Linked DNA regions of Mus musculus: all the other regions are linked to region 3. The links are chromatin loops, found by intact Hi-C in ENCODE. Cell type or tissue: left cerebral cortex. All regions are shown on one strand.

The links. Hi-C counts contacts between places; a loop is a spot of excess contacts. Peaks named below come from ENCODE experiments on the same cell type or tissue, not always from the same donor. Only the 100,000 strongest peaks of a DNase experiment are listed, where the experiment ranks them.
Region 1: a loop joins it to region 3, with 2.8 times the contacts of the local background. A loop is called at or near these places in 9 of 42 quality-filtered maps.
Region 2: it touches region 3 in a loop (2.1-fold over the local background); 2 of 42 quality-filtered maps call a loop at or near these places.

What each region holds. Positions count from the first base shown.
Region 1 is chr6:118,847,039-118,855,038 of GRCm38, reverse strand. The region is part of intron 3 of Cacna1c (calcium channel, voltage-dependent, L type, alpha 1C subunit); the gene reads left to right. 1700080F18Rik (a long non-coding RNA gene) reads right to left here. Exons shown (of 2, transcript XR_003956354.1): 2 at 2,059-2,801. Among named protein-coding and RNA genes, the nearest start is that of 1700080F18Rik, 10 kb to the right of the region's middle. In left cerebral cortex, a CTCF peak has its summit at 6,181; DNase peaks (open chromatin) are centred at 3,717, 6,164, 7,117, 7,464 and 1 more place; H3K27ac peaks cover 448 bases.
Region 2 is chr6:118,976,389-118,984,388 of GRCm38, reverse strand. All of the region lies in intron 3 of Cacna1c (calcium channel, voltage-dependent, L type, alpha 1C subunit), which reads left to right. It overlaps Gm50599 (a long non-coding RNA gene), which reads left to right. Exons shown (of 2, transcript XR_001785462.2): 2 at 1-8,000. Among named protein-coding and RNA genes, the nearest start is that of Gm50599, 34 kb to the left of the region's middle. In left cerebral cortex, a CTCF peak has its summit at 4,535; DNase peaks (open chromatin) are centred at 6,053, 6,497, 7,535, 7,912 and 1 more place; H3K27ac peaks cover 3,470 bases.
Region 3 is chr6:119,100,305-119,108,304 of GRCm38, reverse strand. Cacna1c (calcium channel, voltage-dependent, L type, alpha 1C subunit) reads left to right here. Exons shown (of 47, transcript NM_001159534.2): 1 at 1-378. The coding sequence starts at 330. Among named protein-coding and RNA genes, the nearest start is that of Cacna1c, 4.2 kb to the left of the region's middle. In left cerebral cortex, a CTCF peak has its summit at 3,834 (motif pointing right); DNase peaks (open chromatin) are centred at 1,916, 2,344, 3,248, 3,842 and 4 more places; H3K4me3 peaks cover 3,500 bases; H3K27ac peaks cover 2,640 bases.

The sequences.
Region 1 (8,000 bases), 250 kb after region 3:
TTCATAAGACCTGTATAACATGAAGCCAGTCAGAATCTTCCAGCATGTGAGAGGCAGGGCTCCTGGAGTTGTCACCCTTAGCTGAAGAGCTAAAGGCAGTTGATAGTTGCTGGGAGGAGGGACAGTCACTTTTCTTTAGGAGGGTGGCCCCTGGTAGATTCCCAGTGTCACAGTGGATGACCCTACACACATGGTTATGGGCAGCACCCATATGAACTCGTTGAGCTGTTTTTTTTTTTCCTAAAAAAAGAAATCCATTTCAAGTCAAGAACAGATTTTTAGTAATGAAACTCCAGAGGCACTCTGTTTAACATCAGGATCAAAAAAGGTTTGTATACTACACCAGTGCTGACTGGTGTTCTAAAAGGTCTGGAGGGGGCCAGTGAGATTGCAGGCAGCGCAGAAAAACATGACTGAAAGTGCCAGGAGAGATGACCTCAAGTGTGGACAACAAATTTATTAAAATGAAAGGTGTTCAGGGTAACTCAGTGTGTAGTTCCGGTTTAGGAACGTCGGTCAGAGGCAGCAGATCGGCATCACCTCATGATGGGCAAAGTACACATGCTAGGTACCTGCAGTAGACCATCACGGTTGGTCTCCACAACAGACCAGATTGAAATAACCAGCAATCAATGTGTGACACAGACAACTAGACTGTGGCGTGAGGGTGTCTTCTCTGGGCACCTGTATGGCTAGTGGGAAGCTATGATAAAGGGCAGGCAGGGCCCCAGGGTTGGTGAGGAAGGGTTCTGGGTTGACAAGTACTTAGGCAGAAAACCGCTTCTCAGGCTGACCAGGGACATTGACCCAAAACAAACCACCGATGGATTAAAGAGACGAATGTAACGTAAATGCAAAAGCTGTAAGAATAGAAAGAGAGCATTAAACTAGTCACAGCATTAGCAGAGTCTTTTAAAACATAAACCTAAGGTGAGACATTAAGGTAAACATTAAACAAATATATAAAACTTAAAACATAAAACACAGGAAAGTGGGCTGAAGACATGGCTCAGCCGTTAAGCGCACTGACTGCTCTTCCAGAGGTCCTGAGTTCAATTCCCAGCAACCACATGGTGGCTCACAACCATCTGTAATGGGATCTGACGCCCTCTTCTGGTGTGTGTCTGAAGATAGTTACAGTGTATGTATGTGTGTATATATATATATATATATATATATATATATATATATATATATATATATCTTAAAAAAACAAAAACAAAACCAGGAAAGTTACAGAAAATATGAAAGGCAGAAAGGCATGTACAAAGTGGAAGAGAATCTTCCACACAGTGGAGACAGATGGTCAGTACAGCTGCTTACAGACCCTAGAAACAGCAAGAAAAATGGTGGGTCCCATTGTTTGGTAAGAGGCATAAACAGGTTTATTCACAAACTGTGAGCTGTATAATCAGCAGTGTGTGTGTGTGTGTGTGCGTGTGTGTGTGTGTGTGTGTAGGTATTTGGTTAATGTCACTAGTAAAACAGAAAAATATATTAAAGATTCAGTTTTTCATGTATTAGATTGCCATTGATGTTTTAAATCATTGTATAATAGCAGAACCTGTGATAAAGAAGGTTCTCATATACAGTGGTCCAAAGAGAGAAAAGCTATAACCTAACTCAAAAGTAGACTTTGTGAAATGTTCCTACTCTTTACCAGTCATTCTCCTTCCAAGAATCTGGACTAAGAAACTAGATTGGTATTTTATGTATAATGTTGTTCATTGCAGCGTTATGTAAGACAACAGCCAAGAAAGAAAGAACGTACTATCAGGAGGTGCTTAAATCAATCAGTAAATGTTACCATTTGTACGAGCTGATAAAATTGTTTCAAAGCCGACGAGTTGAAATGTTCATTTTATATTAATAGTAAAATATAAAACATATGGAGTACACTCATAAAGTTTAAAAAGAGAATAATTGTACAGAGTGCCATATTTTCAATTTTACATGAGGATAAATTTAATGGTATATGAATAAAAAATCCAGAACAGAAGAACTAGGGGATAAATTTATTATTAGAAATGTAAAATTATATGCTCGAGTTCCAAAACATAAATAGAAGAGGACTTTAATTACAGCATTATTTAAAAGACCAGGGCATTTTGCTGTATGGACCAGGTGATGTGACTGTAGCAGAACAAAGTGTCCTTGAGGGCTGTTCCTAGTATCCAGGCAGCCGGGGGCCACAGCTCCCATGCTCTGTGCAAGCCAAATATGGCTGGGATATTTTCTTCCAAGCTTCTGGTGGTCTTGTTTGATCATAGGCAGGGAGGGATCCTGCAGGGTCAACTAGAAACCTTGTTATATCAGAACTACAAAGGAAGTTATAGATGTTTACCCTGGAGACAGGGGAATTAGGGAGCAACATTTCACTGACTGCTAGTGTGTACAAGAGGAAGAAAATTGTAAACGGTTGCAGAAAGCAGAACTGGTGTTCCTGGTTGGTTCATCATGCAAAGGGCTGAGCTTGGTGGGTCCAGCAGCATCATTAGGGAGGGATGACAGCAGGCTTAACCAGGAAGAAACTGGACAGGAAGGTCTTATGCCTCTTCCCCCTGTGCGAGTATGTGATCCCTGCTGATGGCTGACCTGATGATGCCCAAGTAGGTTGAAAGACGAAAGTGTGGAGGATTGCAGACTGTTCAAGCCCGTGGGCCTCAACTCGCCTTTGCAGGATTCACCTGCCAAGCTTGTTCACACGGACTGCTGGACCTACCCCAGAGTTTCTGAGTCACAGGGCTGGCGGGAGATGTCTGGATTTGCATTTTAAATAAGTTTTCTGGTGCCATGACTGCCTGAAAAAAAATATCACATTTTGGGACCCAAGCTTCAGGCCAATTGCAACAAATAAACTTGCTCAAGTTTATACTAGCACTTACTGGTGTAGACAGCCCAGCAACAGTCTGTGGCATTGGGGAGGGTTGGGGGTGGGGGAACAGGCTGGAGAAGCACTTCCTCTGTTATCTCTAACTCCTGGAAGACATTCTTGCAGTATGTGGCAAGTGCTGTCAACTGTTCGGTAGCCCATTCTTCCCAGACCCACTTTTCTGCCCTGACACTGGGGCAGTCCTACTACCACACCAAACCCATAGCCACTGATTATTAAGGATGAGAACTGGCATCCTTTTCTGGCCTTTTAGGAACAGCATTCTTCCCTACCATGCATGAAGAGATGGAGTCTTTGGTTTAGAGCAGTGACTCTCAACCTTCCTAATGCTGTGACCCTTTAATACAGTTCCTCATGCTGTGGTGACCCCCAACCATAAAAATATTTCATTGATTTCGTTGCTACTTCATAACTGTAATGACTCATAATGTGAATATCTGATACATGGGATAGCTGATGTGAGAACCACAGGGTGAGAACCACTGATCTAGAACATCAGGATGAAGGAATGCATATTGTTGGCTGCTGTTGGCTGCTTCTCATGACCTGGGAAGGAAGCCTTTCTCAGGAAAGCGCCTTGTTCTGACCACAACAGATGTAGGTTTGCTACAATGTAGAGAGCCACAGATAGGGCCCCAAAGGTTGATAGTGATACAGTAACTCTCAGTGTCCCTGAGAATTTTAATGAAGATGTGTGGTCCCTGCGATCCTCTCCATTCAAACTGAGCCTCATGTATTTGAGTTTTCAGCTAATTGGTTTAGGAAAATATCCCTGTGCCCACCCCCACAGCTCCTGCTGCTCTCTTTCCCAGCTTATGGTGTAAAGTGTGAGCAGACTGTGTGCTTAACACACTTTGGAGTCTGTTGCTATGGTGCTGGGGAGGAATCTGGTTCTCATAGCAACATCAGGTTGACTTGATGCACCTCAGACCATTGGCAGAGCGCGGTGGGCAGTGGCTTATGAGATCCCCAGTTAGTTTGGGACTGATGGAACTTAGTGTGCTGAAAAGTGTTCTCTTTGCCCACAGCCCATCCACCCCTTCCTGCCTGCACACCTCTCCCCTATATCACTCAAATAATCATAATAACATAAGAATAGAGGCTCTCCCCCTGTCTTTCTCTCTTTGTGTGTGTGCGCGAGTATGCGTGTGTGTGTGCGCGCGCTTTGGTAAACCACAAAAATAAACCAAAGTGGGGCTGGAGAGATGGCTCAGCAGTTAAGAGCACTGACTGCTCTTCCAGAGGTCCTGAGTTCAAATTCCCAGCAACCACATGGTGCTCACAACCATCTGTAACAAGATCCGTTGCCCTCTTCTGGTGTGTCTGAAGACAGCTACAGTGTACTCATATACATAAAATAAATTAATAATAAAAAAGAATAAACGAAAACATTACTTTGATGCTGTCATCAGATTAAGCTGTCATTTGAGTTCTCACTCCCCGTTGCAAGGCCAATCCCTGCACTGGCATGCTGTCTAATGATATAGCTCTGCCTATAGGCCTGGCATATTGCCGGGAATTCCAGTTACAGAGGTCCAGGGTCTTGTGAGTGGGAAGAGCTCTCTGACCAGGACCAAGAGGGCTGGGGTTTCTTCATGCAGCTTCATTCTGGAGGCTCCTTACAGTGGTAATACACTGCTGGGAGACCAGCCCTCAGAGAGGCCAGCTTGGCCAGCTTGCTGAAGCTTTTCAACTCAGTGGCCGAACAAACAATGGGTCTCAAGCCTTCTGCATTTTATGCTCAGAACTGGCCTGTGGCTTTAGGATACATTTATGATCTGGGCATCTGGCAGAATTAATGATAACAACATGAATCCATTGTAAGAGGAAGGAATCTGGTCGGTCTGTGTAGACCTTTGGTGAAGAAAGAGCCACACTTGTCCTGGCTGTTCAGGGCCTTATAGTGCCCCTTGTGGGAAAGAACCATGGGTTTCTTCCTCACAGCTTGTCAACCCCTCACCCTACAAGTGTTCCCTGAGCTGCTCCATGTTTGAAGCTCAATTCTAGAAGGGGAGTGGGGACCATAGTTGTAAAATTGCCCCTCCCCCACCTGCTTTATTTCCTTTGCTTTTCCATCTGTGGCCATGTTCCACTTTTTATAACTGAGTACTGGGTAATATATAATGACGTGAGGACTCTGGCTGGTAGTGCTAGCCCTTGCTTGGTATCTGCTGAGGGCCTTCTTGCTTCATCATAACATGCCATAGGACATGACATGGAGAGACAGTAAGATTTTAGTTGTTGAAGGTCTGTGTGTTAAGCGTTTCTCTGTAGCCTCTGGGGCTATTAGAAAGTGATGGGATTTTTAAGAAGCAGGGCCTAGTGGATGGAAGCTAGATCACTGGGCCTGTGCCCCTCAAAGGGACTTGGAGATCCCAGCCTGTCACTTTTCTCTCCCCAAGAGACAGTTTGTAAGTTACCCCATCTTGTTCTCTGGGCTTAGCAAATGAGGTTCCATTTTCTTCTCTTGTAGTTGGTGGATTTTTGTTATCCCCCATCCCCATTCCAAGAGCTTCACAGTTCCTTTCTCACAGATTAGCTTACCTGTAGGTTAGAGCCCCTCCTTGCTCGCCTTCCTTCTGAACAGCCCTTTGCTGTGGCTTGATAGCCACCAAGGAAAGAGCACAGCTGAGACAATGAGAAGGGACAGTGTCTTTCTTCCCTGTGTTATGCAGAAGTGCTGGTGGAGCTGTGACCTGCAGGAACTGGCTGAGTCCTGAAGGTTCGTGGATGCCTTCTTGCATAGAAGATGAAGTTTAACTGCCCAGGGAGAGATGTTCCTCCATAGGCAGGGCCTTACAGCTAGTGAGGCTGGATGTCTGGTCCTGGAGACCACCTTCTGCCTCTTTGTCTAGTGGCCTTTCCATGTACACTTTTGTTTATAATATTTGCATGTGTTTTTTAAATTTTCTCTTCTTTTCTTGATCAATTGTCTTTACTCTCCACTGAGTCCTAGAGTCTTCTTTGGTATGCTCTGATGGTCTAGTATTGGAATGTTTATTGCATCCTGTGGAAAATTTGGCCACTGTTATTATTGAGGTCTTCATTGTGTATGTGTGTTGGATAGCAATTGCTGTCTTCACCCTTTCTGCTTTTGTGGCCTCTGGGGCTCTTCTGGGTTTCTCTCCCATCTTCTCTAATCTCCCAAGTCTGGCTGATGTTCCTCTGACTAGGTGTGCATGTTACTCTTTTTTTCTCTAGACTGATGAGCTAGCAAGGCTACCTGAGTGTGTCTTTAAAGTTGCCAGTCCTTTGCCACCTATGACAGTACATCATAGCCTGTACCATGCTGCCTCCTGTGGGCCAGGCTATGGCGTGGAAATTTGGACAGAGTGATTTCCTCACTCCTAGGTCTTGGCAATATGGTCATCTCTCTCTGGCGCCTGCCCCATGTAGAGGTCTCCACATCTGTGGGAGGGCACTACCCCTCCTCCATCACTTCAGAGAGGTCTATATACCATTCATTTAGAAGTCAGAGAATCTAATAATAGGCAGTACCCAGGACTGCAGGAAGGATACAACATAAGTGGACGACAACAGACCAGCTCTTGACTCTATCAGCCCTGATGGATCCAACTGGCACAGCTAAGAGATGTCGACTTGACCTCAGTCATCCAACTATTAGATACTGGATTCTTTGGAAAGATGGGTGGCCCCACATGAGGATCTGTGGCAGAAGAATTCCAAGTTTGGCAAGTTCACCGGAACCTGAGCAGCGGCAGACATAAGGAGCTTCTATTGGCTGCCTGTGCTGACTATCACACAGGCCTTTGTTTGCTTTGTTGTTTGGTGGCTGTGTATCCCAGAATGGGCTCAAACATGATCTTTTTGCCTCCAGCTCTTGAGTGCTTTCAAGTTCCTAAGTGCAAGGGCTGGCCTGACTTTCCGATGGGAAAAGAGCTGAGAGAAGACAGGATTCACCCAGGCCTGGGGCCTCAGAAAGGCCAAGCTAATCCCTTCCCTGCTCCCCTTCCTCTGGACAACACTTTTCCGTGGCTCGGTGACCACCAGGGAAAGAGTACAGCTGGGCCAGTGCAGAAGGGACAGCCCTTCCTGGGCTCTGCAGAGGTGCCGTAGAGCCATGACGTGCAAGATGCAGGCAGCGCAGTGCCAGCTCAGCCACCCAAGCCCAGCATGAGGTACAAGAGGCACATTTCCTGGGTTCCTACAGAACTATGAGCAAGTCGTTTTGTCACAAGCTGGCCAAGCTTAGCTGTCTCGCTGCAGAGTGAAAGGACCAGACCGGAAGTCCTCAAGGTCACGGACACTGACAGCTTTCCGAGATTTAAAGCCCTCCATGGATGGTTGCAGGCTTCCTTTCGGAAGTATTTCTGACTTCTTGCGTGTCGTTAATGTGAAATTGTCACTCGGTATTTTTATTGGGCCCTACTGCCTCTCCTTTCTGTATATTCTACCCTAAGGTTGCTTTTCATTTCGGCCACTGTTACCGACACAGGGTGAGCCTTCAGTCTGGCGTGTATATATTTTAATATGCTGAGTGTGGCAGGGATTTTTCTCACAGCGACTGTCATTCATTTGGTTTCTGTTGCTGTGAGAAATGCCATGACTGGAAGCCATGTGGAGGAGAAAAGGTTTATTTTAGTTTTACCCTGTATAGTCTGTCTGTCATGTTACCTACTACGTTTAGCTGGGAAAGCCACGGCAGGAACTGAAGCCGAGACCATGGAGGAGTGCTGCTTACTAGTTTTCTCTCTGTGACTTGATTCTCAGCCTGTTTTTCTTACATACCCCAAGAGTACCTGATCAGAGGTAGTACCACCCACATTGGGCTGGGACCCTCCTACATCAATCACTCATTATGAAAATGTCTCCCACCAACTTCCCTACAGCCTAATCTCATGGAGGCCTTCTTCTCAATTGAAGATCCTTTTTACCAGATGACCCTAGCTTGTGTCAAGTTGACAAGAGTCTAACCAGCCCAGTGAAGCTGTAATTAACAAGATTCCCCCGGCCTCACTGCCGGCCAGGGCTCAGTAGTGACTCCAGCTGCCTACACTGCAGAGAGTATTGTATTGGCACAGGCCACCAGATTAAGAGGAATGAAGACAAACAGGGCCCTTCTCACCTGGGAGGACCATAGATTAAA
Region 2 (8,000 bases), 120 kb after region 3:
AATCAGAAACAGACTGGTTACATTTCTCCCAGAATGCTTATTTAAAACAGACACACATACACACTCATACTTAACACTCTGCCCCAAAGAACATTCATTCCCTCCCGGGGGAGAGGGGTCTTAGCCACATGTTTTGGAAGATTATAAAACTGGAGTGCTTTCCCACCCAGCAAAGCTTCCGGGCCCACTTCCTCCTTTCCTAGAATGGCAGAAGCCTGCCATTCTTCCCAAATGAACTCATTCCTTTCTGCCTTTTAAAGGATGAGGTAAAACCACAGGGCAGGAGTATTGCACACTGGGCTTAGCAGGCTCCTTGTGCAGTGTACTAAGTGTCCCCCGCCTCCTTGGCAGGGTAAGTTCTTGCATTCCCACATGGGAGCACGACTGGTAGTGGAGGGCTTTGGGAAGTGGCAGGTAGCTGGGTTACAGAGAGGAGGTGGGCTGTCTGGGAGCACTAACTCCCCTGTTCTGTTTCTTTCAGACTAGGTGTGCATTTCTTTACTTGAGAAGCCTTTCTGCCCTGAACGGCGTTCCCTTTGTCTTGCTGTGCTGTACACTGGTCTCTGGCAGGACATAGAACAGTTTGTATCTGTGTTATTGACCATCCTCACAGTGTCCCCAGTTCTTAGCCTAGTACTAGCAGTTGATGCTGAGCGGACGACTGGTGGTTGTGTTGGGTGTGTTTTTGTAACAGGAAGTAGGAAGCAGATTTGGTGCGCTCAGTCTGTTCAGACACCTGTGATGGAGCACTGTAGACCAGGTGGCCCACAAACAACAGAAGTCCATTACCCACAGTTTTGAATCTTGGGGAGTCTGAGATCAAGGGGCCGGATCTGAACTGTTTCTTGAATCACAGAGGCTGAATCCCCATTGACCTTTACATAAATATGAAGTGAGATGACCTGCGTGTTCTTTCTTATACACAACGACATCCCCCAGAGGGCCCAAGTGTTAGGAGCTCTTCACTCTCTTCAAGGGCCAGTTTCACCTTTCTTAAGCTTTGTGACCCGCTTTGGTTAGTCCTGCCAATCATGATGCAACCTACCCTCTTAATCCATCATTTTGTTATGCAAGTAAAGTTTTGCCCTGCAACATGTTTCCTACACCTTGGTTTTAAATTCCCCAGCTTCATGTTTTATATGCATCTCTGAATAAAATGACTTAGCTTGATGGTTTTATTAGAAAAATTAAAATTACAGTCCTCAAAGCTCAGTAGAACTTTGCAAAGATATATCTGTGATTATATTTTGAATACATTGCCAAAACAAAAGACTGACCATAGGTGTTGTGATGTGTGCTGAGTTAACAGGACACACAAAGTGGGGGGGTGGTGGTGAGGAGGTATTCCCGAGCTGTGGCTAATATCTGGGAAACCTGTCCCAGCACTCGGAGTCCTTGCCGAGGGCCAGAGGGTTTGTAAAGCCTGAGAGGCAAGCATCCAGCCTGCAGTGTCCACAGCTTCTCTTTCCTTTCCTTCTGCTCACTGCTTCTCCTAGAAACAGCTTGTCTCTTGGGTCCTCGTAAAGGACCAATGAAGCCAGTGGGAAGAATTTCACACAGTAAACCAAGGGGTTAGCAAGCCCCTTCTGCGTCCTTTCCATGTGAGCCTCCGTGTGATGATTTCCAGGATGCTGTGTAACAGGCATCGCTCTCCACGTTTGTTACATTTTAGGGAATGTATTGTTAAGTGGATTTTCTTGATGCTCAAGAAATGGTTTGAGGTTGAAGTATAATGCTTGGTAGGTTTTTCCTTCTATTTAGGATAATAAGATATGTCATTATTCCCAGAACAGCAGAAAGGAGTGTGGATATGCCACACCCCACCCAGGAGTAGTTTAGAACAAACTTTCTTACATAGGAAATTAGCAAATTACACAAGGCAATCAAATCAGTCAGACGGGGTGTTAGAGCAGACAGTGTAGTCTATTAATGTATGAAGTTAGAAAAAACATTGATGAGAGAAGGGGTTAACCAGAGGGTTGTATGGAGGGAAACAGTCCTTGCCAGACCTAGAAGGCCTGAATAGTGCCGTGGGTGCCTGACTTCCAAATGTAAGTTTCTTCTAGTGAGTATTCTGATGTACCTAGCACGAACCATGTTCTGTGTGAAATCCTAACTGATAAGTAAAGGAGCATAGGACACAGACACAGTAGGAGGCCTGCTCTCATTTTCTCTAAGTGTACATTGAATGAGGGAATACAAACACACACACACACACACACACACACACACACACACACACACACACTCACACTCACACACACACACTCACACAGAGGCAGGCAGGAAAGTTATAGCTTGCTGAAGAAGGGGATGACTCAGTGGAGAGGAGAGGAGATTCTGGGTGTCCTGAGAAGCTGCCTGGCTTTGGTTGCGTGATTATGTTGACTGAGATCATCTTAGGGCAGGTCCTGGGGTCCTATGTAGTAATGCCTGGTGCTGCCGTGGTCCTCTGGAGCCCCTTCCTCCTTGTTGCAGATCTCCTGATTCCCCCACCCGCTCACCCTCACCTTCATTAGGAGAGATGCATTTATGCCTAGCCATAGCAGCAGGTGGCTGGGGACCCTTGAGAGTTAGGGAAATGGCTGTTTACCATCTACCAAAGAAGAGGTGACTCTTTAATGGCCATGATACCGTAACTGTATAAAGCAGATAAGGTATAAGTCACATTTGGGTCCTGGAGTCGGCAGTCTAGTGAAGCACAAGTGGATGTTGTTACCCACTTCCATCTACCTGGAGAAGCCTGTTACCTGAACTTGGTTACTAAGCCACATGCAACTCACTTTGCCCATTGCTTACAGAGGCTGTGCACTGGATGGGAGCTAGCCACAGCGGACATCAACAGTGGGTATTACATATCCTGGTACCTCTTGTTCTCAGGTCTTCTCCTTCCTCAGTCTGTGACAAACAGTGTCAGTGTCTAAGACCCATTGACATCTGGGCTTTCCACGTGCATGGTCACTCATAAAAACAATACTCAAATATCTCCAGGATTTTGCAAACATCCCTTCTATAAATCTCTGTGGTTGGACAGCCAACCAAAATTAAATCGATACCAGTGATCCACTCCACAGCAGGCCTGGAGTGTACAAAACACCCATGGAAGGAGTTACAGAGACAAAGTTTGGAGCTGAGACAAAAGGATGGACCATCTAGAGACTGCCATATCCAGGGATCCATCCCATAATCAGCCTCCAAACGATGACACCATTGCATACACTAGCAAGATTTTGCTGAAAGGACCCTGATATAGCTGTCTCTTGTGAGACTATGCCGGGGCCTAGCAAACATAGAAGTGGATGCTCACAGTCAGCTATTGGATGGATCACAGGGCCCCCAATGGAGGAGCTAGAGAAAGTACCCAAGGAGCTAAAGGGATCTGCAACCCTATAGGTGGAACAACAATATGAACTAACCAGTACCCCCAGAGCTCGTGTCTCTAGCTGCATATGTATCAGAAGATGGCCTAGTCGGCCATCACTGGAAAAAGAGGCCCACTGGTCATGCAAACTTTATATGCCCCAGTACAGGGGAACGCCAGGGCCAAAAAGTGGGAGTGGGTGGGTAGGGGAGTGGGAGGGAGGGTATGGGGGACTTTTGGTATAGCATTGGAAATGTAAATGAGGAAAATACCTAATTAAAAAAAAAAACAAGTGAAAACAGTTTAAAAGTAAAAAAAAAAAAGTTATAATAATGAGAAATCCACCGAGAGGAGCTGTCATTGCCGAGATTTGATGATTCTCAGAAGACAAATTGTTTCGTGGTGCTCGTGTGTGCGTGCACGTATGTGGGCATGCTTTTGTGTGCGCACGTCTGTGAAGCAGACCGGGGGCTTCTCTGCAGACCGTGTGCCACTTTGAACAGTTAGCAGCTGGCTTATGGTGGTTGTCAACTGCATTTCACACAGCGCCCTGTTGGCAGTTGTTTGGCTAAGGGTAAAGACTGTAGTTTAGAAATACAGCAAAAGGAGGTGGGGTCTAAAATCTCTGTCTTGAGTTTCAGAAACCTCCTCTGTGAAAACTGCGTGGAAGGGTGTTTGTATTCCACAGGAAAACCTGACGGGCAGAAAGCAAGTCTGGTTCTTTTTTATCTTTAGCCATCAGTTCCTTAAAAATTATTCACACGTTTCTTCAAAATAGCCGTTTCTTTGTTTTCTTAAGAGCCCAAATCTCTCTAGTCCTCAAATCAAATTCTCAACTAAAATCAGGAGGTTTAAAATTCAGTTATTTTAAGTGATACATACTCTTAAAATGTGTGTGTCTGCTAAGTCGCTTGTATTGGAGATGCAGAAAGTCACACTCCATAAAATACAGGAACACATGTTAGAGGAGGGGAGGGGAGGGGAGGGGAGGGGAAGGGAAGGGAGGGGAAGGGAGGGGCAGACACTGAAGAGGAGGAGGGGAGAAGATTTAAGTTTTATTTTAACCCCCAAATGGCAGATGCAGAGTAAGGAGGCATCTTGCTCTGTGCAGGAGGAGGAAGGCAGAGTTAGCAGGAGGTCCTTCTGGGACCTGCAGTTCCTGTGACTTCCTTAAGGCCACTGTGTGTGCTTTCATGGGAGCCAGAACTGGACATAGGAACTTACAATGTCATCGGGAGTTCAGGGTAAGCTGGGCTGATGGAATGACCCCAAATAGTGAGTACTGTTGTGGGAAGGTGGGAAGACGGCTGCTTATAATGGCTTTGGGGGGATAATACTTCCTTTGCTTGCCTTGTCTCCCTTTTCTGTGAGGAAGCCTGGGTTTGATGGTAGCACCTTCACCCCGAAGCCTAGGAAATTGGTAGTGGGTGTGTGTGAGAGACAAGGGCTACACATACTGAGCCCAGGTCACCCGGGCTTGTGCTAGCATCCTCCCCGTGCACTTGGTGACCTGGGCGTCAGGAACAAGGCAGGGTGATAAGGTTAACGTTCTCATCAGTCATCTGTCCAAGGCATATTTGCGCACACCACATGGATGATATTTTGACTGACTAGAGCCAGGTTCAATGAATCTTTTGCATCTTAGCTTACAGTTGCAACTGGGCTTTGATGGCATCAGACAGGGAAGTACATGGTTAGGTTGTAGCTCCTGCACACCAAGGTGGTGGCTTCCTAAGGAAGAGAGCTTTAAAGGTGGGGGTTATTTTACCATAGGCCATCTAAGAATGGCCTTTTCTCTGAGTAGTGTCAGACCCACTTCCCTGTGCTCTGAGGTCAAGGGCATGCCCTGCAGTGAACCTGTGGGTCAGGGCAGGTGTTGGCATGATGGGAGACAGCATCCATTGGCAACCCTACTTCCCAGGGCTTCAGCTCAAGGCCCACATGATCAGGGAGTTTGTGGTTGACAAGTCGATACTTCCTTTCTGAACATGTGTCAGTGGAGAGCCCAGTACGAGACTAGTAGGTCAAGCCTGGATACTGGACTATTGGCTTTGTGAATGCATGGCCTCGTTAGTAGAGGTCTGGAGTGTTGTCCTTGGCGAAGTGTCTGTGGGGTATCTGGAAACTTGCTGCTTGTGTTTGTAAAGCCGTGAGCAGCTCTGAAATCTTATTGACGGCGGTCTCACCCATCTTCATAGCTTAGCTAGTTGGGCTGATTTGAGGCTAGAGACCTCAGCAGGGAGTGGCTGGGTTCTTAGAATGTAGAGTTAGATTCTCAGAGAGAAGGTCTTCTCTTAGGCCAGATAGCACTGTTGCCTGTGCCTGCCATGTTTGAGTCAGGTGCCTCTCTCCCTGCCCCTTCCCTTCAACCTATTCATCATGTACTCATGATCTGTACAGAGCGACACCAGATGCTGAGGCCAGAAAGATGTCCAGTTAAATGCAGTTTCTGCCCTCTTGGAACTGAGTCTGGTGAGAGGGACAATGGATCAAAGTCATGATGGGTCCTTGAGGCTTTGCTACCCAAACCAAATCAGTGGACTTCAGATACAATGTCTCAAAGATATTTACCAGTCACCGATTTTGATAGTCTGCATGTTCTGCCCTCTCTACTATGACAACAGTAATCTCTGCGTGGTTGCGTCGTTATAAAAGAAGCCACAAGCGCCTGACTCTACAGTTACCGCTGGGAAGTGGATCTGCCTGAGCATTTCTGGAGAGGAAAGTATTGTGCAGGGGAGAAGAACATTTGCCATTTTCTGCCTGTCAGACTACAGGGGTTAGCTGTTCCTGATCCAGTCAAGAACTGAGGTTAGCACTCCAGGCCAAGGAAGGAAGCAAGCCCCTCTGGGTTTGCACAGTGCTCTGAGATGTGGCCTTTACCTCTGTCAGGTTCTGTCCCTGTATCAGATCCTCTTGCTCGGAGGTGGGTGTTGTCTGTCTTGTGTGCTCCAGGGTCAGGCCACCATGGGGGCTGGGTGGAGAGGAGGAGGCAAGCTTACTGCCTGCTAACCATGGACATCTAGATGGGGAAGAAACAACAGCTTTATTTTTAGGCTTTGCTAATTCTCACTCTTCTAGTTCACTGCTACCTGGCAACAGCTTATTGTCATGGCAACACCAATGTTAATGAGTGAAGCTCTCCCGTGTCTGCCCTACCCAGTGCTCTGTGACAGATAGATACTCAGAGCAGAACTATCTTTCTGGCCCTGCAGGGCTCAAACGCTACAGTCCCCACTCCTCCACAGGTCTCCCAGACCCTGTCTTAAAGAAAGGGAATGGAGTCATTGCCAACAATGGGCCTGTGGCTTTGTTTACATGTCTCCATTTACTAATGCGCCCACGGGACTCCCGACGCCCCGCCTCCCTGTAGCTCGTCCCCCTCACATCTTAAGTGGCAGCCACAGGCTAAGGGATAGAAACTGGCTTCTCTTTCCGGGGTCCTGAGGTTGGGTTGGTTTTCAATGGCAGTTCCTCACAAGACCCCTATGTCCTCTGATGCTGCCTTTAAGGGACAGGTGCCCACAGTGTGGTGATGACTTGTGCCATGCCTGGGTTGAGAGTCAGTGACCCATCCCACTGGCCTGTCCCCTTTCCTGCCACCATCTGCTGTCCTTCACTTGCTGTCCTTGATGGCTCTCACTGACCAGAAGGGATGTATAAGGTATTCTGCACTCCTTTTTTTTTTCTTTTTCTTTTGGACTTCTGTGATGTGGGTGACTTGACTCAGTTTTTTTTCACTACAAATCCCGGATAACAATAGCCCTGCCTCCTGAACCTTATTACAAGGCCTCCATCAGGACAGTGTGTGCCTAGTGCTTGAGGCAGGATCTGGAATAAAATGACAGTACCACAAGTATTAGCTCTCTTATGTCAGCTTACGACTTAATTTGCAGTCTGATTTTGTGAACTAAATATTGTTATTATTCTGAACTACAAAGGAGGAGACCCAGGCAAACTAGTTTGACACCTTCCAGGGTCACTGGGGAAGATGGAAAGGCTATGATGCAGAACCTAGGTGTATCCATACACGTGTGTGATGTAGGCGTGCGCACAGGCTCACATACCAGGCCCCTGGAGCTTCCCTCTTTCTGGAGGTGGCCTCAGGGCCTCGGGAGCATGTCCAATTCCTTTGTACTCTTTGGATTTAAGGTGCTATTCGAACATGGCGTGCTGCCACCATGACTAAGTGTTGCTTCCAGAGAGGTGGCTCGTAACTGTCACGATTGTCTTGAGGGTGGTACCGTAGCAAGGCCCTGCGATGAGCAGTGGGGACGGAGCTTCTTCCTACAGCCACTGTTTCTTAGGCCCGAGTTCCCTGGCTCTGCTGCTGTGCTGGCCAAGGAAAGTATGGTTGGGGTCTCCTGCCAGCTCATCCAAAGTTCTCAGCCAGGCGCCACAGCTTTGCCGCTTACATTTTCTGTAACGTTTGAAGGCAGCACGTTCACATAGCATAAAATAAAATAAAAAAACACACCAAAGATATTTGGTAAGACGCTACCCTTCTCTTCTCCCGCAGCCTCCCGGGAGATGAGCTTCCTCACCGTAAGCATATTGATTCTTTATGTCTCCTGCCTTCCGTGCGTTCAGGTCCCCACAGTATTTGCCAGTGCATCTGTGGGCATCCTCTGTGCTAGTA
Region 3 (8,000 bases):
CCATTTATTATTCTTATCATTTTTATTTTCAAATGGTGTAGCCGCCAGAGGTGCGGTGCTAAATTCTTGGAAGGGGCCCGGATGTACTGAGGATGCATTACAATCTCACGAAAGGAGGCGGTAGTGGAAAGCAGCAGTTTTTGGTGTTTGGTGCAATAATGGGGATCAGGTAATCACCCGAAGGGAGCAAGAACCACTGCGGATCCACGGGTTCCTGGATTTGCGCGAGAGCCGCCGGCCTCGGAGGAGGGATCCATCCCGAGCCGCTCGCGGCTGTTGCTGCATTTCTTCCTCTTTGTGGCTTCTCCTTTCCAAGCAGTTTTTGGCCAATGGTCAATGAAAACACGAGGATGTACGTTCCAGAGGAAAACCACCAAGGTAAGCGGGACCCCAGCGCCTCGCCGGGCTCGCCCGCGCTGCCCACGGCGGGTCCCGGTGGAGCGGCCCTCGCCGCGTGCCTCGCGAGGGGCGCCAACCCCGCGCGCGGGAGCCCGCGGGAGCCGGCCGAGCCGCCGTGCGAGCCGGAGCGGAAAATTCCCGCCCCTCCCCCTCCGCGGCCGGGCTTCTTCGGAGCATGTGGTTCCCATGAAATCCCGAGCGAGGGGGAAAGTTCCCCAAGTGTCGGCGCTGCCTGCATTTCTCGCCTTTGCCTCGAAAGCCGGCCGGCCAGTCTGGCCACGGCGAGCCGAGGAGCCGCTGCTTCGGGGTCCCTTGCTTTGCTGGGGCGCGGCAGGGAACGCGCGCTCTCGCGCGCACCCCTACGGAGACCAGCCCCGCGCCGGTGGCCCCCCAGGCTGCCCCACGTCCACTCTTCCCGACGCCACTTCCTCGGGCAGTGCGCTCCGGGTCGCGGGTGGGGGTGGGGGCGGGGGCTGCAGCTGTGCGTCTCAGCGCGCCTCCTCTCTCCAGGCTCTCAGGCTCTTCGGCTTCTCAACACCGCCCACCTCTCCACTGCCATTGACCCCGAGCGAGCCCACGCCGGGTGCCGGGTGTGTTACTGTTAGCACCCCAGTGTGGACTCGCACCTGAGGATGGAAAGCGGTTAGAAGCCTCAGTGATGTGTGGGCTTTGCTTTTCCATGTTTTCAGGGAATCATGAAAGGGTGTGACTAGCTCTGAGGCTCCATACTTAGTGTTCTCTAAGCATCTCCATCCTGGGCATCAAGTGTCATCAGCTCCCCTCTAATGGTGAATGGCTTTCGGGTAGCTCCCCACTTCTTGGAAACTTTCTCCCTCTCCTCCCCAGTCCCCATCGACAAGTTATTATTTTTGACATTGCTTAGTGGTTAAGGTGATCAAGCTGAAGTGTCTTGCAGTCCCAAGATGCCCTTTCTACGGGCTCTCTGCCCCGTTGCTTGACTGTTCCCTTTCTCTTTCGCCTTCAGCAGCTACCGTTGCTCTTCCACATTGTGTCTTTCCTTGCCTTGCCAGGGTACTTCTTAGTGACTCTCCAGAGCCTTGCCTTGTGGAAGTAATCTCCAGGCCTGATACTGGTACCCAGCCCCTTCTTCCTTTTACCCTTTTGTCACCATTTGGGGAAAGGGCTATTGCCTTTGCAGATTAAGGCTGCCGGGGAGCTGGCTTTACAGCTGGTCTTCTTTCATCTGGAAGCAGCTGGCTTTCTGCTTTCTGTCTTGGGTGGCAGCATTGGGATTTTGTCCTCCTTAAGAAGAAAGACTTGTCCAGGGTCATGGGTACTAGGTCTTTTTATGCCATACGGGCAGCCTGGATTACCTGCCCTTATCCTGCCTCTGTCCTCAAATCCCTTTCCTAGCTGATGGAGTTATGGTTGGTTCAGGAGGAGGAGAGATGAGACATAGAGGAAAGGGTGATATTTTTGTAGAGTGGGGGTGGGCTAGCTTTTTCAGGTTCTGCCCATGCCCTCAGTCTAAGCAAGTTGGCAGAGGAGAACCCAGCAGTATTGTCCCATCTGTCACTACCCAGGGCAAGACATCTTTGTAAAACAGGTATGCCCATAGTTGGCATGGTCTCCTAGTAGTGTAGGGTAAAGCCCTTCTTAGCTTACTTTCTTACTCTGCTTCTTTTCTCTTGCTACTTTGCTTCTCGATGGCATCCCTAAGCCCCTTGCAGGGAGCAGGCATTCAATGCAGGAGCAATAGCCCTACAGGTTCTGGAGAACGATGTAGGGGGAAGAGGAGGCAGCGGTGGCCAGGAACTCTATACCTTTCCAGCAGAGAGCCAGCAGACACTCTAGAACCTGGATGGTCCTCTCCCTCAGAGCTGCAGTGGTTACATAATTCACAGGAGCACTTTCGCCTCCATCCCTAGATGCGGTTCTTAGGTAAAAGAGCGCCAGGGTCCTTGTCCCCCTCTGCCTCCCACCTTCTTGCTCTTGATTGGCTAGGCTTCTTTTGAGGGAGGGTTGGGGAAGGTGGCAGAGGTGGGAAGGACAGACCTGGAGGAGTGTGAATATTTACAAGAAGTGGCTGGCTTAGTAACTCCGTGGCGGAGGAAACATAGTTGGGGGCTAGAGTTTCAGAAGGCAGGTCTTTGAGAAGAGGAGCCAAGGGATGACCTCAGAACAGCAACAGTGACCAATCAGAGTGGAGAACCAAATAAGTTGCCAGGTGGCTGTTTTCTTCTCTCCTGACTGGCTTGCAAGAACCGAATGCACCTCCTTCTCACCGATTTTCAGTGGTGTATGTGCACCTGTGAGCTGAGGGGCGGACTGTGGAAATCCGAGGCCAGCACCGTGAGACAGCCTAGAAGCTGAGGGAAGGAAGGGCTCTGTTCTCAGGCTTCAGGCTGGAGGTTATATTCGTGCAAGCTGTGCCTCACTTCTGTTACCCTCTCTGGTCCTATTCCAGCCTTCTACTTTTCTGGGTTGATTATCCAGTATAGGCTCCAGCTAGCAAGTGAAATTTCTTAATAGTCAACCATTTAACACAAAAACCCCAGAATGTCCCCTAACTGCCAGAGACAAGGCAGAGGGGAGGGGAAAACACAGTGTGCTTTTTCTTTAAACTATTCAGCCATAGGGGGGGGGGATGGCAATTATCATTTAAAATATGGTAATAATACAATGATCACAGCTAACTCTTTTCAAAGGGTCCGAGAGCCGCCCCTCAGCCTGTGCAGCTTATGAGAAGGCTTCTTGACATCGGCTTCTCCATCTCTGCAAGTTGCAGGGAGGAAGCTGGAGAAAGGAGGCTTTTTTTTTTCATACCAAATGCTGTTCCTGGGAATGGCTGGGTGCTTTTCCACCAACACACTGTAAGGGAATCACTGGTTATTTTCTTCCATAGAACACATGTAATGATGATTAATCCATAGAACACATGTAATGATGATTAAACGTGTGCACACCCAGAGAATTAGGGGAGCCTCTGGAAGCAGATCACATAGGACTTAATACACCTCACCCCGGGTGTTATGCAAAGGAATGTTGACTATACACTCTCCTAAAATGGTGTGTGTGTGTGTGTGTGTGTGTGTATGTGTATTAATCTCCTATTAAGTAGAGACTCATTCTGTTACAGTATATGCCACAAGAACAACAGTGCTTTGTCAACACAGTGGTAAGCCAGTACCCCTGCCCCAGCTATCTTTTAGAGTCTTGGAAAAGATTTAGTATTTGTTTAATCACCTCTTCTACTCCAAACTGCTTTTGGTGGGCTTGTCTGTGGATAGGGTATATTAAAGGAGCCAGCCGGAACACCAAATGGAGGGCTTCGATGCCGTGCTGATCTTTGGAGTCTACTTCCTAGTATAAGTATGGCTCACTGCAGGGGTCTGGTTGTATTATTGACAATCATCTTGCAGGTACAGACTTCTTAGAACCATCAGTACATCTTACTTCTGCCTCCACCAGTAGGTGGCGCTACAGGGCTTACGAGTCAGGCCATGGGCTCCAGGGAGGATGGAGAACCTGTTCCCTCATACCCTGGTGCAGAGGACCTTAAAGACCACCGTATGTCTCCATGGCACTAGTCACCCGAGGCCTTGTAGGATGAAGGACTTCCTGAGTCCCTGCATGGATCTGCCCCTTTGGATTGTTTGAGTACCTTGCACGTCCTTACTGCAGACTTCTGTTGACCCTGGATGTAGACAGCATCCCCCACAGAGCCTCGAGGAAACCTTTGGATGGCCACAAGCTAAATTCCTTCATGCTTTGAAAGGGCTAGTTCAAAAACTAGTAGGCCCACTGTCCGCAAGCTAGACAAATCTGAGATAACCGGGAGATGCTGTGGGCTTGCTAAGTCCATCAGCAGCTCCACAGCAAGAAGGCATTTCCTTAGCCTTGCTAAGGGGAAGACTAAGAGCTGTGGGCACATTTCCCCATTGATTTCCGCCTCAGCCATCTTCTGCTAGGTGGTGACAGGAAGGCCCCAGAGACCAAGGCAGGAAGTCACTGAAGTCCATTCTGCCACTAACTGCCAGTTTCCAACTCCTGATGCTTTCTTCTGATCTCTGTTGCCCCAAGTTTTGGAGTCATTATGGCTGGTTCCATGAGGACTGAAGAACGTAGCTAAGAAAGAGTGAGAGCGGCTGGTGGTGCGGCCTTCGTTTTACGGTCGTTGTGGCAGCCTGGTGTTACAGCTCTGGGCCGTGTTGGAATTACTGCTCAGCAGCCAGCCGCACCAGCTCTTTCTCGCTGTCTCCTGAAGAATGGAGAAGATGAGTTTATTTCCAGAATAAAGTAAAGAAAGCTCCTGGCCTGTTGGGGAAACCTGGCTGAAGACTGATTAGCAAGACAGCCAGAGTTTACTCTGATTTTTGAGTCTATCTTCACTGTTGCTTAAGTTAATGTTAGGTACCATAGAGGATAGCATGACTGAATCAAAAAGCGAGGCATGGGGAATTGTTTAGCAACATATCGGGTGCTAAATACTTAGCAGCATGCTAAACATTCTGCTAAATGAAATGACATTCAGAGTCCTGGCTGTCAGCATTAAAGTAATTTAGTAAACACTTGTTTACTGTTCCTTAAGGTTAGGTACTGAATAAAATGAGTAGTAGTGACAGGACCAGTGACAGACGCCCTCGGGGAAAATGAGACTTAGTGCCATTCCAGAGACCAGGCTTCAGCTGGGCCCTTGCAGATGTAGCAAAGCAGGGAGGACACGGTGATCTGTGGGGCTGCTCACCCTCGGCTGCGGTTTGCTCCTGTCTGCGTTTAGCTGATCCCATGTAGATGAGGCCAGGAGGCCTCAGCAGACCAGAGCCGCTTCCACAGTTTGGAAACTCTTAGAGGTAGTCACTTGTCATGGCAACAAGTGGAGTGGCTCTGACTCTGCGCTGTCCCCTTGTCCTGGTGAATATGGGGCTTTGGGGACATTCCAAGGCTCTTCTAGAGTTCCTGATGTGCGTTATGTGGGAGAGGAATCCCAGTGGGGTGACTGGGGGCCCGAGGGTCACCTCATAGAGTGTGCCGTTGTGAAAAGACTGCTACTTTAGAAAGTCAGGGTCCCAAAATATTGACAGCAAGAGACAGGAGGCCCTGCTGGCCATGGTGTGTGCAGGAGCTTGGGGAAGATCACAGGGCACACATTCTACCTGTGGACTTGGAGTTAACTTAAGAATGGATTTAAGGTTCTACAAGAGGGGAGGTTTGGGCCTTGGCATCTGAGAGCCAAATGAAGGTTGAAAATAGACTGCTTCTTCCCCAGAGAACGGAAAGAATAGTTATGATGGCTTTGGACAGAGGATAAAGAAAGCAGGGGTGACTGGCAAACTTGGCCTCTCTGTTTCTACCCTTGCAAAACCCCATAAAAATCTACATGATTCCTTGACTGCTAGATGGTCTTATGCTGTGTGCTTGTGTGTGTGTGTGTGTGTGTGTGTGTGTGTGTGTACACACAGGGACAGGAGTTAGAATTTCTGAATCCATGTTCTTAGAAGGGCCTGTCAAACAGGGAATGAATAAGACGTCTTTTCAGAGTTTACTTTCTAGGTTCACAGTATTTGATGGGCAAAGGGACCTCATGAAATTTCTGTTTTCATTTGAGCCTTAATGGTCCATTTGGGCTGGATGTATTCCATTTCCTGCCTTTCCTGGACCACTCTGAGGGAAGAATAAGCACCCATGTTCTTTTAGGGTTCCTGGTTGGGCTTTGTGCAACGAACCCCTCCACCTCTCCCTCTTCTTGGGTCTCCCGCCTCCGCTTAGGTACTGACTTCAATTAATGTTGAGGCATTAGATTTTAGGAACAGAGTTGAGAGGGGGTGGGAGGTATCTATCATTGGAAAGGCTTCAAAGCTGTTTTTGTTTGGGGACATCCCTTCTGCGCTGAGCTCTCTTGGGTTGCAGAGGTAGAGTACCCGAGTTAAAGAAAACAACACGTCGAAACAATGTTGACAGCATTTCCCAAGTGTTACAGGAGGCCCGAGGTACTCTGGAATTTAAAAGATGAAAATATAAGATCAAACAAAAGAGTTTGAGTTGGACTGGCTTAGACCTTAATAATCAAGGAAGAAGTGAATAAAACCAAAAACCAAAAACCAGAAACCAAAAACAAACCAGTCAAGATCGGTCTGGTATTTTGACATTGAGTTGCCCTCTTGACAACTGTCAGTATAACTGTTGGTGACTTATCAGTAAGACGCTGGGGCTAAGGCTCCATCTGTACTGTTATTCTAACTTGGGGATCAGGACCTGGGGTGTGCAGGGGTTGGGAGTTACCTTATGGGGCCAGCTGACATGTCACCTTCTCACAGACACACACACGGTAGCCTGCCTTCAAGTCCAAAGCCAAATGGGCCCATCTTTGGATGCTCAGACAACGTACAGATAGAAGTAGACTACTTAAGGCTATGCTCTCCTTTCCAATGTCGAGTTCATCAGATCTTGTCACCACTGCCCTGTACAGAGGGACAGACAGCCTGGAAAGAAAAAACTTTGTTTCGAAAATACACCATGCTTTTAGAAAATGGACCAAGTTCTTCTTTTAATTGGCAAAAGTCCTGGTTGGTTGTAGATAAAGAGACACTTATTAAATGGGGGGAAGGGCTTAAATGTTCCATCTTAAGTTACGGGATTAACTTTTTAATTTCCTAAAATAAGAATAGTTTCAGCATCAAAGAGCATGCTGGGATGTGTTTTGCATCTACTTTGCAACATGCTTTTCTAGTCTTTGCTCCCAGGATCTGTTTTAATTTTTTATGTAAGGGGGGAATCCTTGTACTGAAGCAGTCAACCTTTTTATATTTTACCACAAGCCAGGGGTATTACCTAATGGTCACCGAACACCTATCATGTTCCAGGCACAATTCTTGGAGTGCCACTTGCTTGTGCTTAGTATAATTCATCTTTATAATAGGGTGGGTATATACGCTTCCCCCAAGGTTGAAAACTTTGTTGGGATTTAAAAGTAAGACAAATAAAAGTTGTTCTATTACTACTCCATTGTCAGCTCTCACTTAAAAAATATCTGCAACAATCAACTTCTACAGAGGGAAGGGTTATCCTGTGGCCGTCTCAGAACTCTGTGATCTCTGTGGTCTGTTGACTTTGGGGCCTGTGGTGAAGCAGGACATCATGGTGGGGAGTATGTGTAGGAAAAAGGATGCTCACCTCGTATCAAGGAGAAAGGAAGGGGTTAGAGTTCCAGTATCCTCTTCAAGGGCCTGCTTCCAATGACCTAACATCCTCCCACCAGGCCCCACCTCCTAAGGGACGACTGCATTTATGTGTGGCTGAAGGCTGGTAGTATCCCAAGGCCTTTAAGGGATATTTCAGATCGAAATGACAGCAATTCATGTGGGGAAGAATTGGGAGAGAAATCTGCTCCCCACTTTGGGGAAACATCTGTATCCCCGGGGAGCCACCCTCAGACTTGCTTTCGTATCTTCTGTGAAAGAGACGTGGATGAAGAGCTGAAGGCTGGGTCTTCTCTAACAGGGGCCTTTCCCTGGCCTCTCCTCTCTTCAGCCTGTGTTCTGGCTAGTGACTTTGTCCGGTTTCAGTTCAGTTAGGATTAGTTCTAAGGCCTATGGAAGTGTGGCCTTGTTCTAGCCTGTTTTTGAATAGTTCTTGGTGAC